2 separate regions of the Homo sapiens genome follow, and region 1 is linked to region 2. The links are chromatin contacts, found by Hi-C or POLR2A ChIA-PET in ENCODE. All regions are on one chromosome and are shown on one strand. Each heading gives the region's core, a stretch centred on a gene start or an enhancer-like site at or near the end of the contact. The rest is flanking DNA. Distances are from core to core; before and after follow the strand shown. Region 1 holds the start of GOLGA7B-DT (GOLGA7B divergent transcript). Region 2 has its middle 25 kb from the start of SFRP5.

Region 1 (3,325 bases), core at 138-2,637, 53 kb before region 2:
CCGCTCTGCTGCTGACATGCTGTGTGGAGTAGCAAATTAGTCCTTTCGTTTTCCACACATCACCTTTATCATGTATAAAGTGGGAACATAAAGAGCCCAATCTCCCTCCTGAAATGAGGGGGGAAAGGGCAATCCCTAGGGGTAGAGGGGGGAATCCTCGACCTCAAGCATTATACCAAGATTCTGCCCTTAGCTAACAGGCCCCGTGGTTCAGCCTTCAAGTGCTTGAAGGTGACACACCTATCAGTGCACCTTGAAGAAGGCAGAAACTCCCATCAGATGGAGGGGAAATCTGGACACCCTGGGACAAAAAAAAAAAAAAAACTCGAATGGGGTAAAAAAGCAAGAAGGGTGATATGCAAAAGTGGAGACCAACCATTTGGGTTCTCAGCCTGAGGATGTCTTTGTCCCCTCCCTCCCGCAAAGGAAATGCGGATGTAGAGGTAAGTCTGTCATCCCTTAGCCAAGCTTTTGGGTTCAGAAGCTGACTGCATAGCAACAGCGGACAGCCGCCTTCCCTCCCCTCACACACGCACACACACGCGTCTCCAACCCTCTAGGAAAGCGGTTTCAGGACTTGTGAAGTCCAGGGAAGGGGAAACCCCAGCCTGGGGCCCTGAAGCAACCCTGGCGCTAATGCCAACAAGTGTCGCGGACAGCTTGGGGGCTCAGGTGGGGCGAGGGGAAGATTGACACGCAAGGGGGAGATGAGCCCTCACTAAGCCCCTACCTCCTCCCTCCAGACCTGACCTGGGGAATCACCCCATCCCACCCCCAACTCCCGCCTCCCACTCCTGCCCAGCCCACCCCTAGGGCATTTGGTCCCGCGGCAATCGGGCACTGCCTGCGGGTGGGGCGCTCGCCCCTACCTCGGTGGCCATGATCCGGGGGCGCTCGGAGGCTGTCGCGGGGCCGGGCGAGGGGGGTCTCCGCGGTGCTGACCCCGGGAGCAGGTGGGCGGCGGCGGTGGCGGCGAGCTGGGGCCCGGGGCGCTGTCCGCAGTGCTGATGCGGGCGCCGCGGGCCCGGGCTCAGGTGGGCCGGGGGCGGGCGGGCGGCTGGGTCCAGGCAAGGGGCGCGGCGCTGTCCGCTGTGCTGAGGCAGGCGCCGGGCCCGGGAGGCGAGGCCGCGCCCGAGGCTCCTCACGGCCCGATCGCCCGCTGCCGCGGCTCCTGCAGGCAACGGCCGGGTTTAGCTTTGGCGGCGGCGGCGGCGGGGATGGGGGCGGCCGGGGGAGGAGGGGCCAGGAGCCGCCGCTGGCCGGGAGGGGGAAGCCGCGGCCCCCAGACTCCGGCGCCGCCGGAGAGGAGCCCCGCCCGGGCCACAGGCTCGGCTACCGCCCCGCGCGAGGCCCCGCCTCCCCTTCCTGCCCTCCCCCTCGTGAGAGCCCCGGAGCTCTGCGCTCGCTTCCGTGGCCCCCGGGACATCCAGCCTGAAGGACAGTGGGGCAGGAATTTTTCCGGGGCAAGACGCTTCAGCCTGCAAGGCTGACCGCTCCCGAGCCGCTCGCAGGCCCGCAGGTGAGGCCTCTCTACCTTTCCAGCCACCCCCAGTGCCCCGGCTCTACCCCTCCCTCGCCCCGCCCCCAGCTTCCTCTTTAGAATAATTTCTTTTCTTTCTCTCCCTTTTCCTCTCTGTGTGCCCCCCCCCCATATACACACAGTCAGGCTTGCACGGACGGCCCCTCTTTTCCCCTCTCCTTTGCACTTCCTGGAACCCCACTAGCTAGACAAAGATCCTGCCGACCGCAGAGAATCATTTCCTTTCTTTAAATACGTGCCCACATTTCGTTCTCAGCCATAGCCTGGGGTCCCTTCTTTCAGGCAGCTCCAGAATTGAAGCCAGTCTCTCCTTGCTGCTCTTCCTGGACCTGGTCCCCACCCTTTACTCTTCCCTCTCTCCTCTGCAACCCGAGTTTACATACACGCACCACCACTACCACCACCACTCAAAAACCACAAGCAGATGGTGCCAAACCGGTATGCTCACTCTCCAAGGATGGCAGGTCTGGCTCTGGTGCCACCTTCGCACTTTTGACATCATAAATTCCAACTAAATGATCTATTTGTTTAATAAAAAGGAGACCAGGTGCAGTGGCTCACACCTGTAATCCCAACACTTTGGGAGGCTGAGGTGGGAGGATTGCTTGAGCCCAGGAGTTCAAGACCAGCCTGGGCAAGACCCTGTCTGCACAAAAAATGAAAACATTAGCCGGGCGTTGTGATGTGTGCCTGTGGTCCCAGCTACTCAGAAGGCTAAGGCAGGAGAATCACTTGAATCCAAGAGTTCAAGGCTGCAGCTAGCCATGATTGTGCCACTGTACTCCAGCCTGGGCAATAGAGCAAGAGCCTGTCTCTTAAAAAAATAAAAATAAGGCCGGAAGCAGTGGCTCATACCTGTAATCCCAGCACTTTGGGAGGCCGAGACGGGTGGATCACCTGAGGGCAGAAGTTCAAGACCAGCCTGGCCAACATGCTGAAACCCCATCTCCACCAAAAATACAAAAAAAAATTAGCCAGGCATGGTGGCACCCGCCTGTAGTCCCAGGTACTCAGGAGGCTGAAGCAGGAGAATTGCTTGAACCCGGGAGGCAAAGGTTACAGTGAACTGAGATCACACCATTGCACTCCAGCCTGGGCGACAAGAGCGAAACTCTGTCTCAAAAAATAAATAAATAAATAAATAAATAAAATAGACATAAAAAAAAGGAAACACCAACACAAGTGCCTTTTTACATACCCATAATACCCCTTGGTCTCTTTGAGGGGTGGTGGGGTGTGCTCCTCTGCAGCTCACTGCTGCCTGAGAGTCTGAAGCCCACACACAGGGAGAACCTGGCGGCCAAGAGACCTGGCCCAGGCTTTTCCAGCTGTATAACCTCGAGCAACTGTCTTGTTTTCTGAGCTTATGGTTCTCTTTCTGTAAAATGTGAGTGTTGGATTTCACTAGACTGTTTCTAGGACCTTTTGTTTTTTCTCCAACCTTTTATTTTGACATTTTTAAACATACCAAAATGTTGAAAGAATAGTACAATAAACTATGCCATCTACCTAGCTCCAACAATTGCTTTTTGCCACATTTGCTTTATTGATAGATATGAAAACAGAGCTATATTTGCCTAGATTATCAGAAGGTGACAGATATCGTGGCCGGGCGCGGTGGCTCACGCCTGTAATCCCAGTACTTTGGGAGGCCGAGGTGGGCGGATCATGAGGTCAGGAGATTGAGACCATCCTGGCTAATACGGTGAAACCCCGTCTCCACTAAAAAATACAGAAAAATTAGCCGGGCGTGGTGGTGGGCACCTGGGGAGCTACTCCCCAGCT
Region 2 (3,115 bases), core at 448-2,947:
TTGATGATAGTGAGGTGTTTTTTTCCTTAAGTAAGTAGAACACTGGTCACAGCCCTGGTAGAGAAAGCCTAAACTTTTCCTTCTTTGTCAAATCCCTCTCCTAATTTTCAACCTGCAAAAGTCTGGGCAGAGGAAGACCTCATTAGCCTCTGGCTGAAGCCTGAGATGGCAGAGTTTTGTAAGACACAGGAAGGGGCATGGGGGTTGGTACTCTGTTACCTTGGGCAGTAGAGAGGAGTATATGCAAGGACCGGGATAGGAAACCAGATGGGAAAGGTGCAAAGAGGTACCTATGGGAGGGGTCTGAGGAAGCCTGGGAGAACAGAATTCAGATCTAAGAGAGATCCTAAGAGCCTCTGAAGGTTTCAAGTGCACTTAACTGTTTCTCCCCAGAGTGTCTGATTTCCTGTGGCCCAGTCACCCTGACCCTCAGTTGGAATCCCACCACCCTTCCAGGTGGTTCCAGTGGAATGAAACTAAAGCAGCTCTAGACTGCATCTCCCTCACTCATGGCCTCATCTGGTCCACAGAGAACATGCACACCTCCTTTGCTTCACCATCCATAGAAGAGGAGCTGGCTCCCAACACAGGTTTTTTTTCACTTGCTGTCTTTGCTACACCTTTTCAGGCTGAAAGCCAAAGCCCTTCCCATTAGACTCCTTGGGTTCATGTCATGATCCTTGAGCCTCCCAAACTCCAAGAGACACACCCTAGGCTCCTCCAAGGGGTTTCCTTGTAGCCCATCTTATCAGGCTTGAGGGGAGGGGTAACCTCCCTCCCTCACAGGTTGGCACTAAGGGGTTGGGACTCACAGCATAGCCTTCTACAAAGAAATTCTCTCAAATTTCTCCCAAATCTCCAGATCCTGACCCCGTTTTGCCATCTCCCCAGTTCTCAACCACAGTGTGCTGCCCACAGCTCCTTCTGCATGTGGCACCTTTGTCTTCGTGCCTCAGTCAATACTGGAAGAGAAAGAGTCCTGACTTAATATCTCATTCTATGTGTCACTGCAAGTAAATAGAGAAAAAAATCAAGAAAGAGATGGATACTGCACAGTGCTAACAATAATAATCACCAGAAGTTGAGATTATTGGTGAGTTTTATTTTACTTTATGTAGTTTTCAGATTTTCTAAAATGCATTTTATAAGCAGAAAAATTAAATTTTATCTTTAAAAAAGATGTAGGCTGAGCATAGCACTTTGGGATGCCAAGGCAGGAGGATCGCTTGAGGCCAGGAGTTTAAGACCAGCCTGGACAACACAATGAGACCCCCGTCTCCACAAAAGTAAATAAATAAATTATCTGGGCATGATGGTGTGTGCCTGTAGTCCCAGCTATTTGGGAGGCTGAGGTAGGGGGATCACTTGAGCCCAGGAGTTCAAGGTTGCAGTGAGCTACATCACACCACTGCACTCCAGCCTGGGCAACAGAATAAGATCCTGTCTCAAAAAAAAAAAAAATGTGGTTGCCGAAGCAAACATTATTGGTTACCCACCCAACAGCCATTTCCTGACTCCATCCTCACTAAATAGCCCTTGCAAGAATTTTTTTCATGTATTAGGTTGTCAGAACTTCAGAGAAGGCTGGACTCTCCTTGTCCCAGGACTGATACTTGGTCACTCATGGTAACGTCTTTCCCCTTGCCAGCAACTGGCTTAGGAAGGAGCATGTGACTTGATTCTGTCCGATGAGACATGACAGGAAGTCAGCTGGGGAGACTTCTAGGAAATGCTTTCTTGCTCTTAAAAAAAGACACAGAGGATAGGTAAACTGTGGCCAATCAATGCAATCTTGTTATTCAACAAGAAAAAAAAAACGAGCTACCAAGTCATGAAAAGACATAGAGGAAGCTTAAATGTGTATTACTAAGTAAAATAAGCCAGTCTGAAAAGGCTATGTACTATATGACATTCTGGAAAAGGAAAAATGGTGAAGACAGTAAAAAGATCAGTGTTGTCAGGGGTTAGTGGAGAGAGAGGGGTGAATAGGTGGAGCACAGAGGATTTTTAAGACAATGAAACTATTCTGTATGATACTATAATGGTGGATGCGTGTCATTAGACATTTATCCAAACCCATAGAATGTACAACACCAAGAGCAAACCGTAATGAAAACCATGGACTTTGGGAGATGATGGTGTGCCCATGTAAGCTCATCAGTTGTAACACACGTACCACTCTGGTGAGCGGTATGGATAATGGGGGAGGCTGTGCATGTTGGGAGGGCAGCGGGTATATGGGGAATCTCTCTACCTTCCTCTCAATGTTGCTGTGAACCGAAAACTGCTCTAAAAAAATTAAGCCTATTAAAAATAAAAAGTTAAAAAGGGACATGAGAAAAGAAACAGTTCTCTTCTGCCCATTAACAAGGTCCTGTGAGATGGGATGCAGCATCCAGGGACGCACTGAGTATGGAAAGAACACCTGGATTGCTGGCAGGGGGCGCTGAGAGCAGGGCGCTGGGAGTGGGCCCTCCCAGGTGCAGGCAATATGGGAGTGTGCTGGTAGACAATTGGAAACATCAGTAAAACAAACCAAGGGGCCATCTACATGCTATTCTCACCAAGCAATTCCTTTAAGGTATATCAGTGATAAAATACCCTTCCCTAAAAAATCCTTCATTGGTCTAAGTTCTAAACAAGTGACGTGGTTATACTGCTGGGCTTTCATACAAGTTAACTTCCAATTAGCACACTTTCGTGATTTATTCTTTCATAAGCATCATATTCTACATGACAGTTAATTTAGAAAGCTCTCGGTTATTCGGGCAGCCTTAGACACACGCTGACTTAGCTATGCTTGTGATATATTTTTAATTAGTAAACTTCATTTTTAGAGCAGTTTTAGATTTATAGAAAAATTGAGTGCGGGTAGTTTCCCTTAATATTAACATCTTACACTACAGTGGTACATTTGTTACAATTGGTGAACCAATACTGATACACTGTTGTTAATGAAAATCCATAGTTTACATTAGAGTTCACTAATGACCAGCAAAAGCTTTGTACATTCTATGGGTTTTGACCATGTAATGATATTACTCGTCATTATAGTATCACACAGAATAGTTTCACTGTCTTAAAAATCGTCTGCCATCCACCTATTCATCCCTCC

What was found. A loop is a pair of places that touch in the nucleus more often than their neighbours do. ChIA-PET counts read pairs that join two places held with the same protein, here RNA polymerase II (POLR2A). Pooled maps may share reads with other maps.
Region 1: a map of CD8-positive, alpha-beta T cell shows a loop between it and region 2 (2.7-fold over the local background). The contact joins the promoter of GOLGA7B-DT here to the enhancer-like site in region 2. A Hi-C loop is called at or near these places in 9 of 168 maps with a recorded cell type or tissue (CD4-positive, alpha-beta memory T cell, CD8-positive, alpha-beta T cell, GM11168 and 5 more) and 13 of 50 pooled maps. POLR2A ChIA-PET finds 5 or more read pairs at or near these places in 14 of 52 experiments (CD4-positive, alpha-beta T cell, CD4-positive, alpha-beta memory T cell, CD8-positive, alpha-beta T cell and 11 more).

What each region holds. Positions count from the first base shown.
Region 1 is chr10:97,847,860-97,851,184 of GRCh38, reverse strand. It overlaps GOLGA7B-DT (GOLGA7B divergent transcript), which reads left to right and starts at 1,387. Exons shown (of 3, transcript NR_108035.1): 1 at 1,387-1,519. It overlaps GOLGA7B (golgin A7 family member B), which reads right to left and starts at 1,342. Exons shown (of 5, transcript NM_001010917.3): 1 at 870-1,342. The coding sequence starts at 881.
Region 2 is chr10:97,795,418-97,798,532 of GRCh38, reverse strand. No RefSeq gene overlaps it. Among named protein-coding and RNA genes, the nearest start is that of SFRP5, 25 kb to the right of the region's middle. Within about 2 kb of position 1,697, at least 2 of the 41 ENCODE cell types and tissues checked have a DNase peak (open chromatin) inside an H3K27ac peak, as active enhancers do; they include CD8-positive, alpha-beta T cell, where a contact is called at or near this core.